Regions from separate parts of the Homo sapiens genome. Here all the other regions are linked to region 2. A link is a contact called in ENCODE Hi-C or POLR2A ChIA-PET data. All regions are on one chromosome and are shown on one strand. Each heading gives the region's core, a stretch centred on a gene start or an enhancer-like site at or near the end of the contact. The rest is flanking DNA. Distances are from core to core; before and after follow the strand shown. Region 1 holds the start of CLPP (caseinolytic mitochondrial matrix peptidase proteolytic subunit). Region 2 holds the start of DPP9 (dipeptidyl peptidase 9). Region 3 has its middle 5.8 kb from the start of ZNF77. Region 4 holds the start of DOHH (deoxyhypusine hydroxylase). Region 5 holds the start of DUS3L (dihydrouridine synthase 3 like). Region 6 holds the start of RFX2 (regulatory factor X2).

Region 1 (2,700 bases), core at 50-2,549, 1.6 Mb before region 2:
CGGTGTGAGCCACTGTGCCCGGCCTAAAATCTACCAATTTTTAAATGTCAGCCGGGTCAGGTTGGCAGAACAGTATGTGCAGGATCAAAGAGGCCACATCCTGACTTGTGAACCGAGGCTCAAAAGCCAGCAACAGGCACCTTTTGGTGGTTTAAAGCCACTTCTGGAACTCTGACGCTCTGCACCCTTTCCCAGAGAGAGAACATCCCTGACCCGGGATTCTGGTCCCCTGAGTCACCCGTGTGCCCTGACGAGTGCCCCTGGCACCCAGGAAAGACCCTGCTCACCAGGGCTGTTGATGTACATGTGGATGGGCTTCTTGTTGCTCTCGGATTGCAGGAAGAGGAGCTGTGCGATAACAAGGCTGGCAACGCTGTCATCGATCTGCAGGTGGAGAGGGCAGGGGTGTCCCCAGATTCGGGGTGGGGAGAGAGTTTTAAGGGAGGCTGGGGATGGGTCAGGGAACCAGGAAGGGGGACCAGAGCCCAAAGTAAAAGGGATGGGGAAGAATTTAGGCCCCAGAAGGGGATGGGGAGAGAGTAGTGGAGAGGACCCAGGGGGTTTGGAGCACAGGAAGGGGGGAGTCAGGGGGCTAGGGACACAGGAAAGGAAGGGGTGAGAATGGCTGGGGAGAGTCTTGAGCGTAGGAATGAGGGGAGCGGTGCCAGGTGTCAGGAAGGAAGTCGGAGATTAAGAGCCGAGGAGCAGAGAAGGGGTGAGGAGCGGGTTGGGGGACCGGGAGCCAGGAGGGGAGTCAGAAGGGGAGGGAAGGGGGTTAGAAGGGGAGCGGAGCCTGAGGGAAAGTCTGGGGCCAGGGAAGGAGGGGCGCAGGGAGTGTCGGCAGGCGCTTGGGAGAGTCCTGGGGAGGGTCCCGGCGCGGGGCGCTCACCGGGCCCATGACGCACACGATGCGCTCCCGCAGCAGCCGCGAGTAGATGTCATAGGCGCGCTCGCCGCGACCCTGGGGGTAGAAAGATGGAGGTGAGGGGCCGGGGCAGCCAGCCGATCCCCACCCAGCCCGGAGCCCCCGAACCGTGTCCCCGCCCGGCCGCCGTACCGTCTGCTCCACCACGATGGGAATGAGCGGGAGAGCCCGGGTCGCCGTCGCGTGCAGGCACCGCTGCAGGGCCAGGCCGTTCTGGAGTGTCCGCTGCGGCGGCCGCTGCGCTGGAAAGTGAGCGGCGAGGCGAGGCCCCAGCGCGGGGTACCTGCATGACGCCACCCGGGCCCCCCCTACCAATATTCCGGGCCACATCCCTCCGCACGCCCCGGTCGGCTTCCGTCCGATGGCGGAACTACAGCTTCCGGCGTGCTTTGCGCCTGGGAGCTCGCTCGCTAGGCCGCTCACTTCCAGGAGTCTGGGCGGGCGCCATTAAGGGTGAGGCGGGGATAGGGACGGAGCCTGAAAGGGAGGAGCCAATGAAGTAAATTGAGTGGGCAGGGCTGGAGAAGTTTTAGAGTCTCCAGTTCGAGTCCCCTTACCGACCAATTCGTCTTCTTTTTTTTTTTTTTTTGAGACGGAGTCTTGCTCTGTCACCCAGGCTGGAGTGCGGTGGCACGATGTTGGGTCACTGCAACCTCTGCCTTCTGGGTTCAAGCCATTCTCCTGGCTCAGCTGCCCCAGTAGCTGGGATTACAGATGCACACCACTGCACCCGGTTAATTTTGTTATTTTTAGTAGAGATGGGTTTCACCTTGGCCAGGCTGGTCTTGAACTCCTGACCTCGTGATCTTCCCACCTCGGCCTCCCAAAGTACTGGGATTACAGGCGTGAGCCACCGCGCCCGGCCTCGTCTTCGTTTTCTACTGTTTCTGCTTTATTTATTTTTATTTTTTTGAGACAGAATCTCACTCTGTGGCCCAGGCTGGAGTGCAGTGGCGCCATCCTAGCTCAATGTGGCCTCAAATTTCTGGGCCCAAGCAACCCTCCCTCCCACCTTGCTCTCCAGAGTAGCTGGGACTACAGTTGTGTGCTACCACATCTGGCAAATATATATATATATGTATTAGAGATGGGGTCTTACTATGTCGCCCAGGCTGGTCTCAAACTCCTGGCCTCAAGTGATCCTCCCACCTTTGCCTCCCAAAGTGCTGGGACTACAGGCATGAGCCACCACACCCCACTTATTCCTTATTTTAAAAATAGCTGCAGGGCCGGGCACAGTGGCTCACGCCTGTAATCTTAGCACTTTGGGAGGCTGAGGTGGGCGGATCACGAGGTCAGGAGATCGAAACCATCCTGGCTAACACGGTGAAACCGCGTCTCTACTAAAAATACAAAAAATTAGCCGGGCGAGGTGACGGGCACCTGTAGTCCCAGCTACTCAGGAGACTGAGGCAGGAAAATGGTGTGAACCTGGGAGGTGGAGCTTGCAGTGAGCTGAGATGGCGCCTCTGCACTCCAGCCTGGGCGACAGAGCCAGACACCGTCTCAAAAAAAAAAAAAAAAGCTGCAGTGTTCCCACAGCTCATCTTGGAAGAGGGGTCCCAGAGAGGACTTAGCCTGGGTCTTGGCCTTGAAGAGCTTCCAGCCTGGTGTGGCCGACTTCTACTGAGACCTCCTCATTCATTTTTTGGCCACCTGTGGAGTAGATTGTGGGAGCCCAGAGAAGGGTGTTGTGGATTCTTCCTGGAGATCAGACCGGAAAGCATTCCTAGGAGAAGCAGGTATTGGAATTGGGCTTTGCAGGATAAGTAGGA
Region 2 (2,700 bases), core at 9-2,508:
AGTTTGATCTAAAGCAAAATGGTGAATATCTGCAGAAACTAATGTGATATCAAGTATAGATTGATATCTATGAGATGAAAAGCTTCATTTGACCCCGGATGGGTTTGTGGGCCGTTTGACGTGCATTGTTTTAATGGAAGGTGGATTTATGATAAAGTGATAAACATGTGTGTGGGTGGGTGGGTGTGTTGGAAAGGGTGTTTATTGGATTTCTTTTTGTCTTCCTTATTTTCCTTCTTTCGGTCTCTACTGTATCAAATACAATAACAGATATTCAGGAAGAGCGGATATTGCTTTAGCTGACTGTAGCCAGTGTTTCTTTGGTGGGACAACGCAACTATCACTGCAACATTATCTCTATAGGAGAATTTAAAGAACCCTGACGCCTACCGGTTTCCGTAGTGTAGCGGTTATCACATTCGCCTCACACGCGAAAGGTCCCCGGTTCGATCCCGGGCGGAAACAGGTCAGCTGTTTTTCCTAACCGGAGAGTAATACTATTTGAAATTCACCGAAAGAACGATTCTAGTCCCATTCTTTCTCTTCCGCCTTCCTCCTGCCTTTTAGACATTTTTATGGGATTTAAAAAAATTTTCCGTGATTGATGGCTCACGCCTGTAATCCCAGCACTTTGAAAGGCCGAAGAGGGCGGATCACCTGAAGTCAGAGTTCGAGACCAGCCTGGCCAAAATGGTGAACCGCCCCCCCCCCCCCACCCCGCCCCACCCCGCCCCACCCCACCCCATCTCTACTAAAAATACAAAAATTAGATGGGCGTGGTGGCGTGCGCTTGTAATCACAGCTACTTGGGAGGCTGAGGCAGGAGAATCGTTTGAACCTGGGAGGTGGTGGTTGCAGTGAGCGGAGATCACGCCACTGCACTCCAGCCTGGGGGACCGAGCGAGACTCCGTCTCAAAACTAAAATGAAAATTTCAAACTCGCAAAAGTGGTACCGCATGCGTTGGCCGGGAATCGAACCCGGGTCAACTGCTTGGAAGGCAGCTATGCTAACCACTATACCACCAACGCCCTGATAGGTAGCATCCTCTCCGGATATCCTTAATAGTGGGGGATCATGGGTTTGACTGAGTGATACCAAGTCACAGGGGGGTGTCTCTCCCTAACCCACCGGAAGATGTCGTTCATGGGGCGTTACGCACCTTAGGCCGCCGCGCCGCGGGCTCCCCCCCAAGCGCCGCGGACGCCTTGGTACGTGCCTGGTGGTGTCCAATCCCAGGCCGCCGCCTGGGTCGCTCAACTTCCGGGTCAAAGGTGCCTGAGCCGGCGGGTCCCCTGTGTCCGCCGCGGCTGTCGTCCCCCGCTCCCGCCACTTCCGGGGTCGCAGTCCCGGGCATGGAGCCGCGACCGTGAGGCGCCGCTGGACCCGGGACGACCTGCCCAGTCCGGCCGCCGCCCCACGTCCCGGTGAGCAGCGCCCGCGCGCCTCGTCCCGCCCCGGCCGCGACCCTGAACCCGCCATTGACCGGCCCCGCCTCGGCCCTGACCCTGCCCTCGCCATCGCCTGGCCTCCCCGCACCCCGGAGCCTCCATGCACCCGTCTGTGGGTCCCTCCGGCCCCCTGCCTCGTTTCCTCTCCGCCCCAGGCCCTCCTCCACCTTCTTTCCCTCCCCGATTCCTGCGCTGGCCAGGCCACCTCCCAGTTTCTCCCCTTCCCTGATGGGCTTCCCCACCCATCCCGTTGCTGCCCAGGCCACCAGGCTCTGACCCCTTCCGGAGGTGGCCGCACCCAAGAACGTCCTCGTAGCTGCAGACCTTGACACCCTCTCCCCTTTCGTGCAGGCTCTGGAGGTCCCGATCTCCTCCCTCTCCCCATGCAAATGCTGTATATGCACAGAGGCCACCTCCCTCGACCTGCATCCTGTCCTCACTCCTTTACCACTTCCTCCAACCTTCGCCCCGAGGCTTGGTCTCCCCAATCCAGTCCTGATCCTCAACCCTACTTGATCCCTCTATTAAGGGTATCCAGAGACTCTTTTTCCTGCCGAGGCGTTGGTGGTGTAGTGGTTAGCATAGCTGTCTTCCAAGGGTCCAGCCCACAGGGTTCAGCCCCCTTCTCTCAGCCTCCCTTCTCAGGCCTGTCCAACCGCCTACCTTCTTCCCACACAGCCTTAGGCCAGCCCTGACACTTCCCTGTTCACGCTGCCTCTGAGCCATCAAAAGTGGTCTATTCCCTTGGCCCCCACCCCCTGGTCTTCCCCAGGGGCCCCAGGAGGAAGTCACTTGCCTCCCAGGCAAGAACCAACCTGCTTTCGAGGAGCTGGGACTAAAGCCCAGGGGGTGTGGACCGTAGGCACCAATCCCTGCATTCCTCTGCTGGGTCCCAGGGGAATCGGGGCCCGTGGGATGGCTTCTCTCCCAGATTCTGTCCAGGGCATGCAGACAGTGCTGCAGGGCTTCAAGGCAGAGCTAGAATCTAGCCAGGTAGAATCGGGCCTGACAGTCTGCAGCTCCTGAGTGGGGGAGGCTGAACGGCTGGCCGGTGCTTCCATTAACCTGCCACATTCATGACATGTTTATCCTATAAAGGTCTGTGTCCCACGCCTGCAGCTGGAATGGAGGCTCTCTGGACCCTTTAGAAGGTCAGTTGTGCTGGGGTTTGGCAGCCAGGAAGGCTGGGGTGTGGGCTGGTGGGATTCCTTTGCCTGCTCTAGAATATAGACATGGGCAGGAAATGGTTT
Region 3 (2,700 bases), core at 82-2,581, 1.8 Mb after region 2:
GAGATTGGGGAAGCTGATGAAGCCGATTCAGGAATAAGGGACTTTTGTTCTCTTTCGCTGGCAGTACCGGATATGAGGAATTTGTAACCCATCTGGCGGTCTGCTGGTATCCTTCAGGACTGCTTACCTTGTAAAAGAGATAGGTGCTCAGGCATGGGAATGCAAGGGATGCGGAGCCCGCTGGGTGTCACACAAGGGGACAAGTCAGGATGGCCTCCTAATCTTAGTTATGATGCCTCACAATGGAAGGCAAAGACCCCTGCATTTTTCCTGTGTCTAAACTCTAAAGCTAAGTTCTCCAACTCAGGGCCTGCAGGCCGGATGAAGCCCAGGATGGCTTTGAATGCACCCAACACAAATTCGTAAACTTTCTTAAAACATTATGAGATTATTGGCTGGGAGTGGTGGCTTACGCCTGTAATCCCAGCACTTGGGAGGCCGAGGCAGTCGGATCACGAGGTCAGGAGATCGAGACCATCCTGGCTAACACGGTGAAACCCCGTCTCTACTAAAAATACAAAAAATTAGCCGGGCTTGGTGGCGGGCGCCTGTAATCCCAGCTACTCGGGAGGCTGAGGCAGGAGAATGGCTTGAACCCGGGAGGCGGAGCTTGCAGTGAGCCGAGATCGCGCCACTGCACTCCAGCCTGGGCGACAGAGCGAGACTCCGTCTCAAAAAAAAAAAAAAAAAAAGAAAAAAAAAACATTATGAGATTATTTTGCAATTTTTGTCTTGTTTTAGCTCATCAGCTATAGTTAGTGTTCCTGTATTTTATGTGTGGCCCAAGACAATTATTCCAATGTGTCCCAGTGAAGCCAAAAGATTGGACACCTATGTCTAAAGCAACTAAAACAAAATATCCGCGAATTTGAAAATGTGAGCTACGTGGCCATCTAGTGGCCAGAAGGGAACATCACAACGCACTCATTAATAAGAAAAGCCACATGTAAATGCATAAAAATGACCTTATTTCTGGAAGAAATAACAGACATTCAAGGAAGAAAAATCCCAACAATGGGAATATCTTTGTGCAGGAGTATGTTATCACGAGGAATGTGTTGGCTGGAGGAAATGAGCATTTATTACTTATTTTAGCGTTTATTGTTTATCAGGGTAATTGGGCGTTGGAGGATTGCGCGAAAGACCACGCCCCCAACCTCGTCCCGGGACCTCGGTCTTGTTTTAGCCACGCCCCGGGGAGGATCCAGTACAAGCCACGCCCACAGCGCGATTCTGTCCCGAGACTTGCCCTCGAGGGGCGGATCTGCCAACAATGCCAATTATCTCCCAGACGGCGGAAACTAGCTTTTCCTGCTCAGCGATTGGACGACGTAGGTCGTCCCGCCTATCTTTGAGGCTCCACCAATCCCAAGCTCATTACTAGCCCACTTTTCAGCTCCCAGCCGCCCCGGAACCGGAAACGGAAGCATCCGTCTGTGACCCGCGGCGGCCGTCTCCCTCAGTGGCCGCAGCGCCTCCCGTGAGAGCGGTTTCTCCTCCTTGTACTGCTGGACCTGGCCCCGTATCTTCGTGGCAGAGGCCAAGCAAGGGGACTCCGATGCCGGGGCGTAGGGGGGTTTGGGTCAAAGGATGGGGGCAGAGTTCAAAGTGCAGGGGGCGGGCTCGTTTAATGGCGAAGTCCTGGCACCGCGCCCCAGGGAGGAGGCTCCGGAGGCCAGTGGAACCCCGCTAGACTTCAGGGGTCTTGGTTGGGGACGCGGGGCGTTTTGACCCCCTAGGCCTGAGGATCCTAGGCCTGAGTAACCCATCGGATTTGGAGGGAAGGGTGGGGTTTAGGTGAAATGTAAATACTGCGTGGTTTCCATTTGGCAAAGAGCAAGCTTGTAAAGGGGTCACCCTCGGGTCTGGGCTGCGAAGTGCAGCCGGGACCTGTTTCCTTGGGAACCACAAGATAAGACCGCTGTAGATTGTTATGTCCGGAAACCGCTTATCAGAGCCCTGCACCTGGGTTGGAAATGGAGACGGATTCTCTGTGTCCAAGAAAATCAGACCCTCCGGCCGGAAAAGGGAAGTTTATTCTTACTGATAAAATGTCAATCACTGTGTATGATTGTAATGGGCAAGGAAGGCATTTAGCGAGCTAGAAGACATTGATGGCTCAGAAAAAGGTGTCCTTGGCAAAAATACTGTTTTCTGTTAATTTTCCAACTGATACCATCTGGGTCTGTCCTCCCAGCCTGATGAATGTGTAGGCAGATACTTTCTCAGTCGGAGTTGATTTTTATTATCTTGATTGCTGCATCCTGTGCACAGAGGTTTTCTGCTCAGCTGGGCTTCATCCTGGGGTCCCAGTCCTGGCCCCAAGCCTTAATCAGCTCTCGGGTGATATTAGGCAAGTTGCCAAGCCCCTAAGTGCCTCAGTTTCCAGGTCTGTAAAATACATAACATTACCTGCATTTGTCAAATAGTGCTGTGTGTGGATTATTATTGGCAGCTCATCATCACCATTATCACCCTCCTGTAAACGTCTTGGACCCCTTAAGTGAAGACAGCAGGGTTACGGCGGATAAAATGATGGACTTCAGAGAAAAGACTCTAAGACCAAATAGAGTCTAAAGCAGTGATTATCAAAGAGGGGAGGAGAAATTTTACGCCCAGGGGACACTGGACAATGTCTGCAGACTTGGTTGTCACAACCGGGGATGGGGTTGGGGCGACTGGCATCCAGTGGATGAGGAG
Region 4 (2,700 bases), core at 176-2,675, 1.2 Mb after region 2:
AGGCTGGAATCCAGTGGTGTGATTACAGCTCACTGGATCCTTGAACTCCTGGACTCAAGCTATCAAGCCACCTGAGTAGCTGGGCCTACAGGCATGAGCCACCAGGCACAGTTGATTTTTTTTTTTTTTTTTTGGAAATGGAGTCTTGCTCTGTTGCCCAGGCTGGAGTGCAGTGACAGGATCTCAACTCACTGTAACCTGTGTCTCCCAGGCTCAAGCGATTCTCCTGCCTCAGCCACCCAAGTAGCTGGGATTACAGGCTGAGCCACTGCGCCCAGCCAAATTAAAAAAAATTTTTTTTCTGTTGAGACGGGGGCTTACCACATTGCCCAGGCTGGTCTTGGAATCTTGGGCTCAATCGATCATCCTCTCACCCCACAGCCTCCCAAAGTGCCAGGATTACAGGTATGAGCCACCACTCCTGGCAGTCACCCACATTTTAAAAATAAGAGATTGCAAGCAGGGCACAGTAGCTCACGCCTGTAATCCCAGCACTTTGGGAGGCCAAGGCAGGTGGATCACCTGAGGTCAGGAGTTTGAGACCAGCCTGGCCAACATAGTGAAACCCTGTCTCTACTAAAAATACAAAAAGTTAGCTGGTGTGGTGTTGCATGCCTGTAATCCCAGCTACTCGGGAAGCTGAAGCCTTTTTGTATTTTTAGTAGAGATGGGGGTTTCACCATGTTGGCCAGGCTGGTCTCGAACTCCTGACCTCAAGTGATAACACCCACCTCGGCCTCCCAAAGTGTTGGGATTACCGGTGTGAGCCACCGTACCCGGCCTCTTTCAGGTCTTTCTTCAGATGTCACCACCTCAGATTCTGGCCACCCTTCCTGAAACTGCACACCCTATACATACACCGCCCTTGGCTACCGAATTTTTTCTCGTTAGCCTTTTTCACCATCTAATAGGTATTGCATTTACTTATCGTGTTATTTTCTGTCTCTATAACAACACTGGGAGGCGTACGAGGGTAAGGGCTGAAGGCTCTCTTGTCCTCAAGGCCATGTACTATTTATTACATACATGAATGAATGAACGACTGCATTTCTTCCTTTTTTTATTCCTCACCTACTTAAGGTTCGAGCTCCCTGAGCCCATTGGCCAACACCTCTGGAGTCTGACCACGCCTAGAAACACTGCGCATGCTCCGTTGCTAGCCAGCCCAGGCAGGGCGCTGAATCGGCACAAACCAGTCTCACTTCTTGTACCGCAGTGGGGAGGTTGGAGAGAATTTTTTCCCATGAAAGGGCATACGTTGCCCGTCCCCTTCCCCGAAGAACGCACTAGGAATACTGTTCCTGCGTTTGCATGAGCTGTGGCACCAGCACCGACTCAGCCTTCCGGGCCTCCCTCATGCACGGAGCCTCTCACTAGGTCTCACCCGCGGCTGCGTTGGTGCCGTCCGGCACGGTCACGTGGGCGAGAAAATGGCGGCCCCCAGACCGCACTGCGGGCGTCGCGGCAGGTGAAGCGGTGGTGGCAGAGGCGCCTGCGGTTACTGGCCGGGCCGACGGGTCCTGAGTCTCCAGAGCTCGGTGAGGCGTCCCGGAGGCGGCGATCACGGTGTGGGGCCCGGGTCTGGCGGGCGGTGGCACCGGGAGCGCCTCGTTAGGGAATCCGGTCTCAGGGATTCGTTGACTGTGGATGGGGCGGGTTAAGGGGTCTCGAGTCCCGGCGATCTCTTTCCTCTGGGATTTTTTACATGAAAGAGTGCCCACCTCACGTCCTGAAGCTCCTATGTCGTACGGTTGGGTCTCAATGGTCCCCAGTGCCCTGCCAGCTCGCACAGGCCTGCCCTCTGGTTTCTGATGACCCCTCTTTAAAGGTGTCACTCTCCTTTGATGGTCACCTGTGCTTAGGTGGCTACACTGCCCTCGTCAAGCCCAGGCAGCCTTGCTGACGCCACTGTTCACCAGAGAGGGCTGCCAGCATGCCATAGCCAGCCTGTCTTGAGATGAAGCATCCGCCAGGTTCTCAGCCGATCTGGAAAGAGAGGGGTCCCTTCTCCCCTTGGCTGTGTTCTTTTATCCTAAGTCATTCAACAAAGCGTTGGTGGTTTAGAGCCCGACTCTGGAGCCAGACTTCCTGGATTCCTAACTCTTCACGCTGCTCCCAAGCAAGTTCCCAAGCACAGTCCCAAACTGTGCCTCAGTTTCCTCACCTGTAAAATGGGGACAATCTTAGTAACTACCTCACAGGGTAGTGATGTAGATCGAATGAATTAATGAATGTAAAGAGCATGGAGTGCCTGGCGCGTAGCAAATGCTACATAAGTGTCAGCTGCTATTGTCACGGTTGTCGTTTTTATTTTATTTATTTATTTTGAGACAGGGTCTTGCTTTGTAGCTCAGTCTGGAATGCAATGGCACGATCTCGGCTCACTGCAACCTCCGCCTCTCGAGTTCAGGCGATTCTCCTACCTCAGCCTCCCGAGTAGCTGGGATTACAGGCGCCCACCACCACGCCCAGCTAATTTTTGTATTTTTAGTAGAGATGGGGTTTCACCATGTTGGTCAGCTGGTCTCGAACTCCTGAACTCAGATGGTCTGTCCACCTCGGCCTCCCAAAGCGCTGGGATTACAGGCGTGAGCCACCGCGCCCAGCCGGTTATTGTTTTTATTGAGGCCCTACTGCGTGCAGGTCATTGCACTAAGTGCTGGGAATACAACAGTGACCAAGATAGACTCAGTCCCAGCC
Region 5 (2,700 bases), core at 130-2,629, 1.1 Mb before region 2:
GTATACGCGGATTTTGGTATATGCGGTCTTGGAACCAATCTCCAAAATTCCGAGGAGTATTATGTTTTTCGTCTGTGTTTCCGACTCCCAAGTTAGCTCTTAAAGGTAATGATTTCTCCGTTTTGTTTACTACCACGCCCCCAGCATCTAGCACAGCATCTGGCATACAGATGCTCAACTAATTATTTGTTGAAACTAATGTCCTGCATAAAAGTAGTGTAATTTACTTTTTTTTTTTTTTTTTGAGATGGAGTCTTGCTCTGTCGCCCAGGCTGGAGTGAAACGGCCGATCTCGGCTCACCGTAACCTCCGCCTCCCAGGTTCAAGCGATTCTCCTGCGTCAGCCTCCTGAGTAGCTGGGATTACAGGCGCCCATCACCATGCCTGGCTAATTTTTGTATTTTTAGTAGAGACGGGGTTTCGCCATGTTGGCCAGGCTGGTCTCGAACTCCTGACGTGCCCACCTCGGCCTCCCAAAGTGCTGGGATTACAGGCGTGAGCCACCACACCCGGCCTTATTTATTTATTTATTTAGAGACAGTCTCGCTCTGTCCCTCAGGCTGGAGTGCAATGGCGTGATCTCAGCTCACTGCAACCTCCACCTCCCGGGTTCAAGCGATTCTCCTGCCTCAGCCTCCCAAGTAGCTGGGATTACAGGTATGTGCCACAACGCCCAGCTAATTTTTTATATTTTTAGTGGAGACGGGGTTTCACCATGTTGGCCAGGCTGGTCTCAAACTGCTGACCTCAAGTGATCCGCCCGCTTCGGCTTCCCAAAGTGCTGGGATTACAGGCGTGAGCCACCGCTCCCGACCCCTAATTTACATTTTTAAAAACCCTAGCAGGGGCCGGGAACCATGGCTCACGCCTGTAATCCCAATGCTTGGGAGGCCAAAGTGGGAGAATCGCTTGAGCCCAAGAGTTCAAGATCAGCCTGGGCAACCTGGCAAGACCTCGTCTCTACAAAAAATTTAAAAATTATCCAGGCCTATTGGTGCATGTCTGTAGACGCAGCTACTTGGGAGGCTGAGGTGGGAGGATAGCTTGAGCCCAGGACGAGGCTGCGGTGAGTCGTGATCGTACCGCTGCACTCCAGCCTGGGCGACAGAACGAAACCGTTTCAACAGAACAACAAAGACAAAAACCTCCAAAACACCCTAACAGTTAAATTTCCTCAGTCCAGAAGCTGATTGCAGTCCAGTTCGCAATTGGCCAGGCTCTAGTTTATATAGGACCTGAGGCTCCACCCATGTGCAGGCACCGCCCCCGTGGCGTCACGAGCGAGCAATGGCGTCATTGGAACGACATGAGCATGCGCACTTCCCCAGCACAATCAGGGAAGACACGCGTGACCCGGAAGGTCTTCCCGCCACACTCCAGAGCGGATGTGAGGGGCGCCGATGGCGGAGGGAACGGCGGAGGCTCCTCTAGAGAATGGTGGTGGTGGCGACTCGGGAGCCGGAGCTTTGGAACGAGGAGTGGCGCCCATTAAGCGTCAGTGAGTCGCCGGGGCAGGAGGGAAGCTGAAGGGCCTTTTCCGGCACCCATAGCGCGGTCCGAGCTGTGCATGCCGGGAGATTAGGCAGCGGCTGAGGGCGAGAAGCCACCGGCTCTTCATTCCGGGCCGTTCTTCCGCCTGCAGGGTGGTCAGCGGAGGTACCTGAGATCGTGCACGTTGGGGCCTGTCACATGCGCGAAGGACACCACGTGCATGCTAGGGCAGGTGGGATTTGAGGCCAGGCCCGCGCTGCATACTGGGGATTGTAGTCCCTGCATATGGACGTACGGCGCATGTGCTCTGCCAGCGGCCGTTACTGGCGGGTCTTGGGGTTGAAGCGAGTGCCGCGGGGCGTGCTGGGGCCTGCGGTGTTTGAAGGGCCGAAAGGCGTGCTGGGAAATGTGGTGGCTTAGACTCCGCTTCAAGGCATGCTGGGAATTGTAGTTTTTCGCAGCCTAACGTGCGCAGGGACGTTCTTGACTGAACCTGATAATAGTTTCGCGCAACACTTTGGACAGTGAGGACCCAGGGACAAAATAGGTCTTTTTTGAGGCCGTGAGGGGCTCCCAGGCTGGGAGCTGGCTGGTTCTTAAGTAGTGAGCTCCCCATCAGCAGAAGGATTTAAGGACGTGCAAGTGTTTCTAGCCTCCTTTCCCCAGTGTTTATTGACTATGTTCGGAGGGTTTTCCTTTCCCTTTCTGTCGGCAGATACCTCACCACCAAGGAGCAGTTTCACCAATTCCTGGAAGCCAAAGGGCAGGAGAAGACTTGCCGGGAAACCGAGGTAGGAGACCCTGCTGGCAATGAGCTGGCTGAGCCTGAGGCTAAGCGGATCCGACTGGAGGATGGACAGACGGCGGACGGGCAGACGGAGGAGGCAGCAGAGCCCGGGGAGCAGCTACAGACTCAGAAGAGGGCCCGGGGACAAAACAAGGGCCGGCCCCATGTGAAGCCCACGAACTACGACAAGAACAGGCTGTGTCCCTCCCTAATCCAGGCAAGTGCGGCCACGTGAGCATTCCTGCCGGGGCAGGCAGGAGCAGGGTGTGTTTCCTGGCAGCGGGTAATTGTTAGAAAGCTCCTGGGCCTTCAGCAACGAGCAGTGAGCTTGCTCTGATGCCATTCCGTCTTCATTCTCCTCGGGATACATTGTAGGGCTTGTCATTGTTCTCATTGTATAAATGGAGATGCAGAGGCACGGT
Region 6 (2,700 bases), core at 58-2,557, 1.4 Mb before region 2:
TGTCTCGAATAACTATATGTTTACCTCTTTATTCTGTTTGCTGTCAATGTTCCCTCACTAGAATAAAAGTTCTATGAGGATCTGTCTGTTTCTGTCCTACTCGTAGCTGAATCTACCAGCTTGAGAGGAGGGCTGGTGAGTTTGGCAAACATTTTCTGTAAAGGACCGTATAGTAAATATCTTAGGCTTCGCGTGGGACATGCCGTCTTTGCGCAACTACTCCACTCCGCCCCTGTAGTGTCAAAGCAGCCTTCCAAGCTGTTCAAGGAAATGGGCGTGGCTATGTTCCAATAAAGCTTTATTTACAAACCCAAGCAGGCAGAATTTGACCCGCAGGCCGCAGTTTGCCAATCTTTAAACTAGTTCAAAATACTGGGCCCAATACAATAAAAGAGAGTCTCCTATCAGGTTCACACCCCACAAAAGCTCCTTTTGATAGTTTCTTTTTTTTTCTTTCTTTCTTTTTTTTTTTTTTGAGACGGAGTCTCGCTCTGTCGCCCAGGCTGGAGTGCAGTGGTGCGATCTCGGCTCACTGCAAGCTCCGCCTCCCAGGTTCGCACCATTCTCCTGCCTCAGCCTCCCAAGTAGCTGGGACTACAGGCGCCTGCCACCACGCCCGGCTAATTTTTTGTATTTTTAGTAGAGACGGGGTTTCACCGTGTTAGTCAGGATGGTCTCGATCTCCTGACTCCGTGATCCACCCGCCTTAGCCTCCCAAAGTGCTGGGATTACAGGCGTGAGCCACCGCGCCCGGCCGATAGTTTCTTTTAACCATGTAAAAAATATATATATATTTAAATTTTCAGCTGGGGGTCCGTGAAAAACAGGCGGCGAGCGAGAGTTTGCTGACCCCTGATCAGACTGTTCCCACATGTCCCACACTCCTCCTGTGGGGTAAACGGAGTCCCTTGGGTCCCCTAAAACTGGACTTTCCCAAAACGCGCCACCAACCCACGGCGCCGCGCGCGCGACCGGTTCGCCAACCCTCTGAGCCGCGCGCGCCTCCCGCCAAGACCCGCCCCTCTTCGCGGCCATTGGCCGAGTCTCGCACTCTTTTTCAAGGGGGAACGCCTCCTCCTTCCGACAGACTCTGCAGACAGCCAATGGAACGCCGTAGGGTCTCGCGCCCCGCCCTCTTGGGGGCCCGTTGGAGGCGAGCGTGGGCGGGCCGTTAGGAAGGTGGGGCGCGGAGCCTGGTAACCGTTGCCGGTAACAACGCCCCGCCCCGTCGGGCGGGCGGGCTGCGCGAGGCTGGCTGGCGGCGGGAGCCGGAGGAGGAGCGGCCGCCGCCGCCACCGCCGCCGCCATAGAGACTGTAGCCGTGGAGACTGTTACTTACCAACGGGGACCAACACGCAGCAGCCGCTGCCGCCGCCGCGGGAGCCGCTGCCCGAACTCCCGGCCCGAACTCCAGGTGACCGATGCGACCGCCCCGGGCCCAGCCCGGCCGGGGAGTGTGGGGGGCGGCGGGGACCCCGTTCGGGGGCCGGGGGGCGGGCAGCACGTCCCCGCCGCTCACCCCAAACGTCCGGGTGGTGCGCCCGCGGGACCCGCCTCCGCCACCCCGTCCGCGCGCGCGGCGGAGTTTGGGGGGACCCTGGCGACGTCCCCACTTTCCTTATTGACTGAACGCGGGGGAGGTGCGGTGCCGTCGCCTCACTTTTTACAAAACTTCCTGAGGTTGGGGCGTCCGGGGACCCCTTTCTCACGCTTACCTTCAAACTCGCTGAGTTGGGGGCGCCCCGGGAACGTCTCTCAAACTCCTCAAACTCCCTGAATTGGGGGCGCTTGGGGACCCTCTTCTCACCTTAACCCCCTAGATCTCTGAGTTGGGGGCACCCAAGGACCCCTCTTTTACTCATACCCTCGAATTTTCTGAATTGGGGGCGCCAGGGGACCCTCTTCTCACGTTTACTCCCCAGATCTCTGAGTTGGGGGCACCCAGGGACCCTTCTTTTACTCAAACCCTCGAATTCTCTGAATTGGGGGCGCTTGGGGACCCTCTCCTCACTTTTACTCCCCAGATCTCTGAGATGGGGACACCCGGGGACCCCTCTTTTACTCATACCCTCAAACTCCCTGAATTGGGGCCACCTGGGGCCCTCTTCTTACTTTACTCCCCAAACCTCCGAAATTGGGGTGACCCCAGAGCCCTTCTGTCACTCTTAGTCGCAAACTTCTTGCATCGGGGGGACCTCGAAGACTCCCTTCTCATTTTTACCCCAAATTCCTAGATCTGACTTGTCCCGGGGACCCCCTTTTTAATGGACTCCCAGACATACTGAATTTGGGGGCACCCCTGGAACCTTTTTCTCATTCCTTAACTAAAAGCTGGTGCGTCTGCCCTGGGGAGAACCCCTCTTGCCCTTCTCACCTTTTCATCCCAAACTCCCCGAGCGAGCTTCCCCGGGAACTGTTTCTCACCTTTTTGCCCCAAATCCTCGCGTTCAGGTCGCCTCGGACACCCCCTCCCCTTCTCCCTGTGACCCCATATTCCTGAGTATAGGGGTTCGTGCGTCCGCCAGTCTTTCCACGTGCCCCCAAGATGCCCCTCCGCACGTCCGCAGCTCTCCTCTTAGGACTGATCTGGAAGGGAGAAAAGTTTCACCAACGCGAGTGAAACTTTTTTTTTTTTTCAATTTATTTATTTTGTTAAAGAACCTAAACTGCTCCAGGCATTTTCTCCGAGGTAGTGCGAGT

What was found. A loop is a pair of places that touch in the nucleus more often than their neighbours do. ChIA-PET counts read pairs that join two places held with the same protein, here RNA polymerase II (POLR2A). Pooled maps may share reads with other maps.
Region 1: a pooled map shows a loop between it and region 2 (13-fold over the local background). The contact joins the promoter of CLPP here to the promoter of DPP9 in region 2. A Hi-C loop is called at or near these places in 1 of 168 maps with a recorded cell type or tissue (B cell), 1 of 37 single-sample maps with no recorded cell type and 8 of 50 pooled maps.
Region 3: a pooled map shows a loop between it and region 2 (12-fold over the local background). The contact joins the enhancer-like site here to the promoter of DPP9 in region 2. A Hi-C loop is called at or near these places in 3 of 50 pooled maps.
Region 4: a loop to region 2 is called in a map with no recorded cell type, with 13 times the contacts of the local background. The contact joins the promoter of DOHH here to the promoter of DPP9 in region 2. A Hi-C loop is called at or near these places in 1 of 37 single-sample maps with no recorded cell type and 8 of 50 pooled maps. POLR2A ChIA-PET finds 5 or more read pairs at or near these places in 1 of 52 experiments (A549).
Region 5: a loop to region 2 is called in a map of CD8-positive, alpha-beta T cell, with 9 times the contacts of the local background. The contact joins the promoter of DUS3L here to the promoter of DPP9 in region 2. A Hi-C loop is called at or near these places in 1 of 168 maps with a recorded cell type or tissue (CD8-positive, alpha-beta T cell), 2 of 37 single-sample maps with no recorded cell type and 13 of 50 pooled maps.
Region 6: a pooled map shows a loop between it and region 2 (11-fold over the local background). The contact joins the promoter of RFX2 here to the promoter of DPP9 in region 2. A Hi-C loop is called at or near these places in 7 of 50 pooled maps. POLR2A ChIA-PET finds 5 or more read pairs at or near these places in 2 of 52 experiments (T-cell and naive thymus-derived CD8-positive, alpha-beta T cell).

What each region holds. Positions count from the first base shown.
Region 1 is chr19:6,360,130-6,362,829 of GRCh38, reverse strand. CLPP (caseinolytic mitochondrial matrix peptidase proteolytic subunit) reads right to left here and starts at 1,299. Exons shown (of 6, transcript NM_006012.4): 1 at 1,058-1,299; 2 at 890-961; 3 at 288-384. The coding sequence starts at 1,255. It also overlaps a transcript of ACER1 not described here. RefSeq lists an enhancer at 1-624 and a silencer at 823-1,052.
Region 2 is chr19:4,722,400-4,725,099 of GRCh38, reverse strand. It overlaps DPP9 (dipeptidyl peptidase 9), which reads left to right and starts at 1,258. Exons shown (of 22, transcript NM_139159.5): 1 at 1,258-1,426; 2 at 2,549-2,601. It overlaps TRG-TCC1-1 (tRNA-Gly (anticodon TCC) 1-1), which reads right to left and starts at 1,030; the gene lies at 959-1,030. TRV-CAC3-1 (tRNA-Val (anticodon CAC) 3-1) reads left to right here and starts at 393; the gene lies at 393-465. It overlaps LOC105372250 (a long non-coding RNA gene), which reads right to left and starts at 2,220. Exons shown (of 3, transcript XR_936274.2): 1 at 2,114-2,220; 2 at 391-480. RefSeq lists silencers at 338-537, 988-1,077, 1,308-1,457.
Region 3 is chr19:2,949,387-2,952,086 of GRCh38, reverse strand. No RefSeq gene overlaps it. Among named protein-coding and RNA genes, the nearest start is that of ZNF77, 5.8 kb to the right of the region's middle. RefSeq lists an enhancer at 1,443-1,512. Within about 2 kb of position 1,331, at least 32 of the 41 ENCODE cell types and tissues checked have a DNase peak (open chromatin) inside an H3K27ac peak, as active enhancers do.
Region 4 is chr19:3,499,399-3,502,098 of GRCh38, reverse strand. DOHH (deoxyhypusine hydroxylase) reads left to right here and starts at 1,425. Exons shown (of 5, transcript NM_001145165.2): 1 at 1,425-1,538. LOC105372245 (a long non-coding RNA gene) reads right to left here. Exons shown (of 4, transcript XR_936262.3): 4 at 1,048-2,164. RefSeq lists an enhancer at 1,314-1,423.
Region 5 is chr19:5,789,842-5,792,541 of GRCh38, reverse strand. It overlaps DUS3L (dihydrouridine synthase 3 like), which reads left to right and starts at 1,379. Exons shown (of 13, transcript NM_020175.3): 1 at 1,379-1,498; 2 at 2,207-2,495. The coding sequence starts at 1,401. RefSeq lists an enhancer at 1,197-1,656.
Region 6 is chr19:6,109,107-6,111,806 of GRCh38, reverse strand. RFX2 (regulatory factor X2) reads left to right here and starts at 1,307. Exons shown (of 18, transcript NM_000635.4): 1 at 1,307-1,414. RefSeq lists a silencer at 986-1,445 and an enhancer at 2,293-2,700.